Regions from separate parts of the Homo sapiens genome. Here region 1 is linked to region 2. The links are chromatin loops, found by intact Hi-C in ENCODE. Cell type or tissue: ascending aorta. All regions are shown on one strand.

Evidence for each region. A loop is a pair of places that touch in the nucleus more often than their neighbours do. Peaks named below come from ENCODE experiments on the same cell type or tissue, not always from the same donor. Only the 100,000 strongest peaks of a DNase experiment are listed, where the experiment ranks them.
Region 1: a loop joins it to region 2, with 2.7 times the contacts of the local background. A loop is called at or near these places in 24 of 110 quality-filtered maps.

The regions. Positions count from the first base shown.
Region 1 is chr7:135,680,765-135,684,764 of GRCh38, reverse strand. SLC13A4 (solute carrier family 13 member 4) reads left to right here. Exons shown (of 16, transcript NM_001318192.2): 15 at 504-641; 16 at 3,065-3,534. The coding sequence ends at 3,202. Among named protein-coding and RNA genes, the nearest start is that of STMP1, 20 kb to the right of the region's middle. In ascending aorta, no CTCF peak of the experiment used is centred here; a DNase peak (open chromatin) is centred at 2,242; H3K27ac peaks cover 2,174 bases.
Region 2 is chr7:135,744,081-135,748,080 of GRCh38, reverse strand. All of the region lies in intron 1 of FAM180A (family with sequence similarity 180 member A), which reads left to right. Among named protein-coding and RNA genes, the nearest start is that of FAM180A, 2.7 kb to the left of the region's middle. RefSeq lists an enhancer at 1,631-2,830. In ascending aorta, no CTCF peak of the experiment used is centred here; DNase peaks (open chromatin) are centred at 1,930, 2,570, 2,940 and 3,540; H3K4me3 peaks cover 3,921 bases; H3K27ac peaks cover 4,000 bases.

The DNA of each region.
Region 1 (4,000 bases), 63 kb after region 2:
CATCTTGCTCCTGCGAGCAACAGAGTGCAGTTAAAACTTGGCAACATTGAGAGCAGGACCATGGATTCAAATCCCATATAAAACAATTATCTTCCCTAGGAAAAAAAAAAAAAAAAAACCACCTTAGTTCTGTACCCTAAGACTGAGGAATCCCCACTTCAATCAAAGCAACCTATTCATGAGATTTGAGTTTAAGGAAAGGAAGTCTCAGCTAAAGAATAAAGTTTAGGAACCAATTCCTTAGAATAACACCAAAAAAATCAAACATCCCTTCTAGGGAGTAACTCAAAGCCATATTTCCATGTGGAGCAAGTAAGCAGCATCAGCCTATTCAGGTTGTCAAGGGACTGCATGCCCCAGAGGGCAGAGACCTAACTACCCCTCCACATAGTGTCCTGCTAAGGTTAGCCAGCACCAAGTCATCATTAAAGCATGCTCCTGACATTAAGCACAGGAAATGCAAGCCTAATCTCGTGAATGTTTCTGTGAATTCTCTCTTCTAGTCTGAAACGCTGCACATTAACCCCCTCTACACCCTGATCCCAGTCACCATGTGCATCTCCTTTGCAGTGATGCTGCCTGTGGGCAATCCCCCTAATGCCATCGTCTTCAGCTATGGGCACTGCCAGATCAAAGATATGGTGAGTTGGGGTGCCCTCTCCCTGCCAGGCCCAGCTGCCATGAGGACAGGGATGACAGCTCTGCAGCCTTCTTTCAAAGCTTATTTTGTAGCAGTGTCCCTGGCCTGTCAATGCTAAACCCAGTGTGGTAGCAAGAATAGCACCTATAAAAAGGTTTTTGTTGGTCTATAAGCACCAAGGATAGCAAGAATGTGCTCTCCCCAACCCTTCCCTGGAAGGAAGTGGGTACCTAGGTAGAGAAAGCTGGAACAGACAGGCTGTGGCCCAGTTCCAGAAGGCATGAGCCTGTGCAAACAAGTTTTGCCTTCGTTTCTTCATTAGGCCAGTGGAGACATTCATTGAGAAAGCTACTGGTTTATTCACAGAAGATGAGAATGAGGAAGTGTATGAACCTAGGGTGAAAGGTATTTTGAGAAAACAGGATTCTTCTGCTCAACTCACCCTCCACCCCGGCCCAGGCAAGAAACCCCTGAAGCAACAATGGAAAATGAAGCGTCCACCATTCATTTTCATTTTCAGCTGGGCTCACAAAAGATGGCTTTGAGATATTTTGCTGCTGACTTTAGCACTGGGCCTATCTACCTTCTACTCCTCTACCTATACACCTGCTGCTATACTTAGTATCCAGGGCTGAGCGGGGGGGGAGAGGATGGAAAACACTGATACGAATTACTGATGGTCTGACAATTTTTTTTCATGGGAGCCAAATTTGTTCTCGGGCAGCCCTGTAAAGTAACAAATAGAGGAAAGGAAGAAAAAGTTTCAGGCTGGTGGCAGATATTCAGGTCCTTTTTTATCCTTTTTTTTTTTTTTTTTTTTTTTTTTTTGAGACAGAATCTCACTCTCACCCAGGCTGGAGTTCAGTGGTGCGATCTCGGCTCACTGCAACCTCTGCCTCCCAGGTTCAAGTGATTCTCATGCCTCAACCTCCAGAGTACCTTGGACTACAGGTGTGCGCCTCCATGCCCAGCTAATTTTTGTATTTTTAGTAGAGATGGGGTTTCACCATGTTGGTCAGGCTGGTCTTGAACTACTGGCTTCAGATGATCTGCCTGCCTTGGCCTCCCAAAGTGCTGGCATTACAGGTGTGAGTCACTGCTCTCAGCCTATTCAGGTCCTTTCGACTGTTCGAACTGCTCATCTAAGTCATCCGTGATACTTCCTTGAATGGAGTGTCCCAGCCATCCCTCTCCCCTCCCATCTTACTGCGTAACCCTCAGTCTGCTCACGCTGAGCTCTACCCCAGCTCTCCTGTCTCCCGCTTCCTCTGCTGTGTGCCCCCACCACTGACCCCTAGCTTTCTACACTGGAATCAAATGATCAGAGGCAGTAATTTTCAAAGGTACCAGGTGACAAGAAGTGAGCCAGTCTTGGGCACTATTCCCAGCTTGGGCACTACCTTGACTTCAATTTCCTCATCTGCTAAATGATGAGGTTCCAGCTGGATGCTCCATGGGGTCCCTTTCAACTCTAACACTCCTTAATTTAGCCCTGCTAGAACCTGCCCTCTCACCTGTGGGGAAACATGGGCTGTCCTCCATGCCAAAATGCCCAGGGGGCCCCGACCAGACGGCAGGAGAGAGAGGACACGTCTAGCCATTTGCTTGAAACAATTTCCCAGCATCCACTTTCCCCTTGCAATTTTCCCAACTTAATGCCAGCTAGTGACTTGTCTTGGCTACATGCTATATGCCTGGTTACTCCTTGGGAAGATGCCAGCTATCCTTACAGGACACATTTTTCCATCTGGCTCTGCCAGCCCACCATCTCTCACATCCCCCACTTCAGCCTGTGGGTGTCAATGTCAAGGCAGAAGTGAAAAGGGTCAGTCACTGAGGTGTAATTCCCTCAGAGGAAAGAAGCAAAGGCTCCATTCCAGCTAGCATGCCTGTGTCCCCTTCTTGAGGAAGAGCTGAGCAGAGGCAGCTAAACCGTTTCCCCAAGTGAACTCAAGGTACACTATTTCCATGAGCTGTTCCTTAAAAAAAGGTAACAGTAGCAAAGGCTTCATGTAATATAGCCCCTCGTACAAGTTCCCTGTATTAACGCATCGGGGCTCTGAGAAGTTCCTGCTTTACAGAGATCTGGTTAGTTTTGTTTAGCACATTTCCCTATCAGTGAGCTGCAGAAATACCTCTTCACGTTCCACAGAGTGGGTGTTCCAAGTAACTAACATACCTTCTAGGCTTCCACTTGAAATCTAGTGAGAGTGCTGTAAGCATGAAGTGGAGATGACTCTAATTGTCCCTTTCCCGCCTTTCCACAGTCCTGTGCACCCTACAAGGCAATGCTAGAGCACCCCAGGCAGCAACTGGGAACTAATCTGGGCCACAAGGCATAGGCTGCAGGAACAGAAGGGGGACTTGGGGATCTGTGCTGCTGCTGGTCAGAGTGACTAGGGTGTGCTGGTTTGTGTCCTGCAGGTGAAAGCTGGCCTGGGAGTCAACGTTATTGGACTGGTGATAGTAATGGTGGCCATCAACACCTGGGGAGTTAGCCTCTTCCACCTGGACACTTACCCAGCATGGGCGAGGGTCAGCAACATCACTGATCAAGCCTAACGCCAAGTGTACAAACTGGCCCAACCACAGGAGCTGCCAGTATCCAGCAGTATCTGGACCACAGGCAAAGAAAACCACTAGGACCACCAGGAGCACACAACCCCAGACCCACGCCGGAGGGCATCCCTCCACCAGAAGATTCCGCCACCTCAAGTGAACTGCAGGAATCCTCCAACAACCACAAACACATGCTTCGCTGTTAGTGTCTTCTTCCTGCCCTCAGCACCACAGCTCAAGAAAACCTAAAGTTTCAATACAAGCCATAGGCTCACAGAAAAAGAAAAAGAAAATAAAAATTAAATTAAAAAAAAAGAAGACAAAGAAAACCTAAAGTTGTATCTAGTCTTTGTAATCCATTCATTCTGAAGACAGGAAAAGAAAGCCTGTCTTAGTCACCCTTCGGAGGCTAAGCCTTGCAAACTCACTAGGTTTTATGTTATTCTTAATACCTTCTTAGGAGTAGAAAGATACCCAAGTCATCCTACCAAGGCAGAGTGAAACCAGTGACATCTTTTTTGTGGGAAACCTCACCCAGACCTCGAAACCTAATGTCAGCTCCTTTCTCTCTCTCTCTTTTTTTTTTTTTTTTTTTTTGAGATGGAGTCTCGTTCTGTTGCCCAGGCTGGAGTGCAGTGACACGATCTCAGCTCACTGCAACCTCCACTCCCAGGTTCAAGCGATTCTACTGTCTCAACCTCCTGAGTAGCTGGGACTACAGGCATGTGCCACAACGCCCAGCTGGTTTTCTGTATTTTTAGTAGAGATGGGGTTTCACCATGTTGGCCAGGCTGGTCTCCA
Region 2 (4,000 bases):
AGAAGCTCTGCAGAACGTTGCCTCCTCACCGGGAGGGGATGCATCTCTGCAGCCAGAGGTGGGCAGGTGAGGAGAGCAACCCTTCAACCTCCACTGCACCCACCAGCTCCGCCACCTCCTCACAAAGGAAGGGGCCCCAGCAAAGGCTGTTCTCTTATCACTGACTTCCTCCCCCTCAGGATGTAGTTCCTCCTAGCTGGATGGCATCTTTTCTCCATTTCCCTGGGAGTGGCTCTGCTTGGTAGACACTGGGAGCACCTCGAGCCAGAGTTTATCACTGTTAGGAAAGGAGGGACCCACGGCACTGCCCACTCTTCACCAATATGAACGGAAATCTTTCCACTGCCTAAAGTCAACTGAGTTCACTCTCCTAGAAAGAACCGCAAGAAGAACAGGCTCCTTCAAGTCAGGCCAGTAGGTGTTTCTAGAGATGCAAAATTGGAAGGCAACTGGCATGGTGGCATGGATGCGCCTCCTGCTTGCTTCTCAAGGACAGTGTCAGGGAAGGAAGGAGTGGCCGGAGTGGGGATAGAGCAGCGCGAGAGAAGGATCTGAAATGGGAGGGAGGCAAAAGCTACTGTACTTATGCTGGGTTTTATTTCCTCATGGTTAAACGTGACATTAGGGACTTACATCTCTAACAGGGATATAAGTCTTTTGAGCTGAGCTGTGAAGTGATCGTTGCCCAGAAACAAATAATACAGCATTCTTCATTTTTCTCATAACAACCTTGCATACACATGCACATACACACGTACACCCCTCCCTTTTCTTTTTTTAATTTTTAATTTTTAATTTCTGTGGGCACATAGTAGGTATACATATTTATGGGGCCTATGAGATGTTTTGATACAGGCACGTCACATCATGGAAGATGGGGTATCCATCCCCTCAAGCATTTAGCCTTTGTGTTACAAACAATCCAGTGATACCCTTTTAGTTACTTTTATTTGTTATTTATTTACTTATTTATTTATTTTTGAGACGGAGTCTCACTCTGTTGCCCAGGCTGGAATGCAGGGGTGCAATCTTGGTTCACTGCAACCTCCGCCTCCCAGGTTCAAGCGATTCTCGTGCCTCAGTCTCCTGAGTAGCTGGAGTTACAGGTGCGCACCACCACGCCTGGCTAATTTTTGTATTTTTAGTAGAGATGGGGTTTCACCATGTTGGCCAGGCTGCTCTCAAACTCCTGACCTCAAGTGATCTGCCCACCTCAGCCTCCCAAAGTTCTGGGATTATAGGCATGAGCCATAGTGCCTGGCCCTCTTTTAGTTCTTTTTAAATGTACAATTAAATTGTTATTGACTGTAGTCACCCTGTTTTCACACCTCCCTTTTCATTGTGTGCACAAACTTTGAGGTAGCACTTGGAAGTAAAAAGCAAAGAGATCTTGGAGTTGGGTTCTGTCACTCCCCTCTTTGTCACACTGGGGATTTGCTTATTAAACAGGGTAACAGTGCCCACTCTTCCTAAGGCACAGGCTATTACAAAGCCAAAAGGGATTATTTGACTTGCAATATGGTTTGTAAACACGATAGCCACATCATGAGCTACTCTGCAAGGGTCCTGGTTTAAGTTCCATCTCTATTTGGCAATGTGATCTCAGACAAGTCTCTTAACCTCTCTGAGCTTTAGTTCACTAACGGGTGACATTAACATCCATCACATCAATAAAACCCTCATGCTATTACTGTGAGGGTCATATTCAAAAATATAGATGAAAATACTTTGTAAATGACAAAGCACAATATAAATATTAGCTATTGCCTACCAGTTTTTGAAAAATAAAAATTTTTCATTAAAGGAAGTTTAAGGCTCTTAACAGGGGAATCTACAGCAACATTCTGGGAGCAACTTCTCCGGGCCATGTCCTTCCGCATTGGGGAAGGTCTTTCCACAGTGAGTTCACAATCCACTGACTCAAAGCCAGCCAAACCGAGGTCACTATGAGGCAGCGGATGTGACGTGCTAGATTAATGGCTCAAGTCAGCGCTGAGTCAACAAATGATACAGAGTCCCTCCAACCATCATCAAATGTCTTCCGCGTAGTTGATTTTTTTTTCATTTTTAACATTTTTTTCTAATTATAAAAGAAATACACAATTCTTGCCATCTTTTTTTTCAAGACTGAATAGGAGTCACACCCAAATGAGTAAGTTTTTCCAAATGTATTATTCATTTCACCTTCATCCTTACCCCCACCCTACCTCCAGCCTCAATTCAAAGTACTCCCTTTGGAAACAGTCTTAGGGCAATCTCTTCCAGAGCTTTTCCTCTTCCACCCCCTGCCCTTTGGCCCCCAGCCCCACCACTACCCCGTGTCCATCCTCCCACCCTCCTGCTCCAAAATGTAAATGTAGATGTAAACCCACAGGCAATATGCGCCTTGTTGTTAGCACTGTCTTTTTCCTACCATCCTCCCAGCCTTTCCCTAAGCGCTCTCTAGGATTCCACCCTGGGAGGCAGCTTTCCATGCCAGGATCCAGGATCACCCATTCCAGCCCCACCAGTTTGATGAAGACCAAATGACTCACCTGTGGCCAAGCCAGGAAAGCCACATCTACACACACACACACATACACACACACAGAAACACACACACACACACACAGGTGGCCCACGTCCCAGCACATACCAGGTCCTGCCAGGGCACCACTGGAAGGGGGAGGACTAGCCAGACTTGAGAAAGAATTATGCACCTATTAAGGATATGAATGAAATATGCACCTATTAAGGATATGAATAGCTATGCTTTTGTTGAATACATACAAGTTATTTTTTAAGTAGTTTAATAGAGCAGCCCTTCCATTTTTTGGTGGACCTTATGTCATTTTCAGGTGTCCATTTAAGGGTTGTGTGTGTCCTCAGTCATGAATGTTCCATGAGGGAAAGGCCTGTGGTCAGTACTCAGTAAGTACTCACTGACTGCCGGGCACGGTGGTGCACGCCTATAATTCCAGTGACTCAGGGGAAAGTTAAAAAAAAAATTAGCTGGGTGTAGCAGCACATGCCTGTAGTCCCAGCTACTCAGAAGGTTAAGGTGGTAGGATCACTTAAGGCAAGGAGATCAAGGTGGTAGGATCACTTAGGCCCAGGAGGTCAACGATGCAGAGAGCTATGATTGCGCCACTTCACTCCAGCCTGGATGATGGAGCAAGACCCTGTATCCAAAAAGAAAATTGTTTTAAGTATTCACTGCCCAAGTGCCCCATACAGAGCCATCTCCTCTCTCCATAGTAACTCTGTGAGGCAGGTGCTATCCTAACCATTTACAGGTTAGAAAATTGGAGAGTGAGGCAAGAAGTGAAGTGACCCAGCTCCCCCAGCTGCAAGGGCAGAGTTGAATTTGATCCCCCAGGTCCATCTGCTGGCAGAGTGCCCCGTCCTCATTCATCCGCTCTGCATATTTCTCCATCCCCCATGGGCCACTCACCTGCTCCCGGCAGCCCCAAGCTCCCCCCTACATGGTGGAGCTTTCCAGCCAAGAGGAGCTGGCTGCCAGAGCCCTTTCAGGAGCTCTCCCAGAGGACCCCCACGCACAGGGCCGAGACCCTGGCTCGCTCAGAATAGCACTCTGTTTCCAGAGGGCTGGCCCAGGAGTCAAAAAGTAAATGACATCAGTCAGATCTGGCAAAAGATCTTTTACAAACGAGAGCTTTTCCTTTCCACACCCACCGTCCTTTCCATCGAGTTGCTTCAACTGATTCATTAAAAATACAGTTGGAGTTTGGCTTGAGATGGTCTGCAGCTTGAATCCTTTCCAACAAGCTCTTTGCCACAAATGCTATGCACAGTTCTGGGGAAAGCATGATTAGCCTGAATACCATACTACTGAACATATCGGAGGGATGGGAGGAAAGAAGAAGAAAGAGACTTTTAACCCAGATTACAGAAAGTCAAAGAGAAGGTCGGGCTGCCAAACAAAGGCAGGCTACTCCATTGGAGTGCCTCTGGCTGTTTGTCTAGGCAAGAAAGCTTTGAAGGGCTAAGGTGTGGGGGA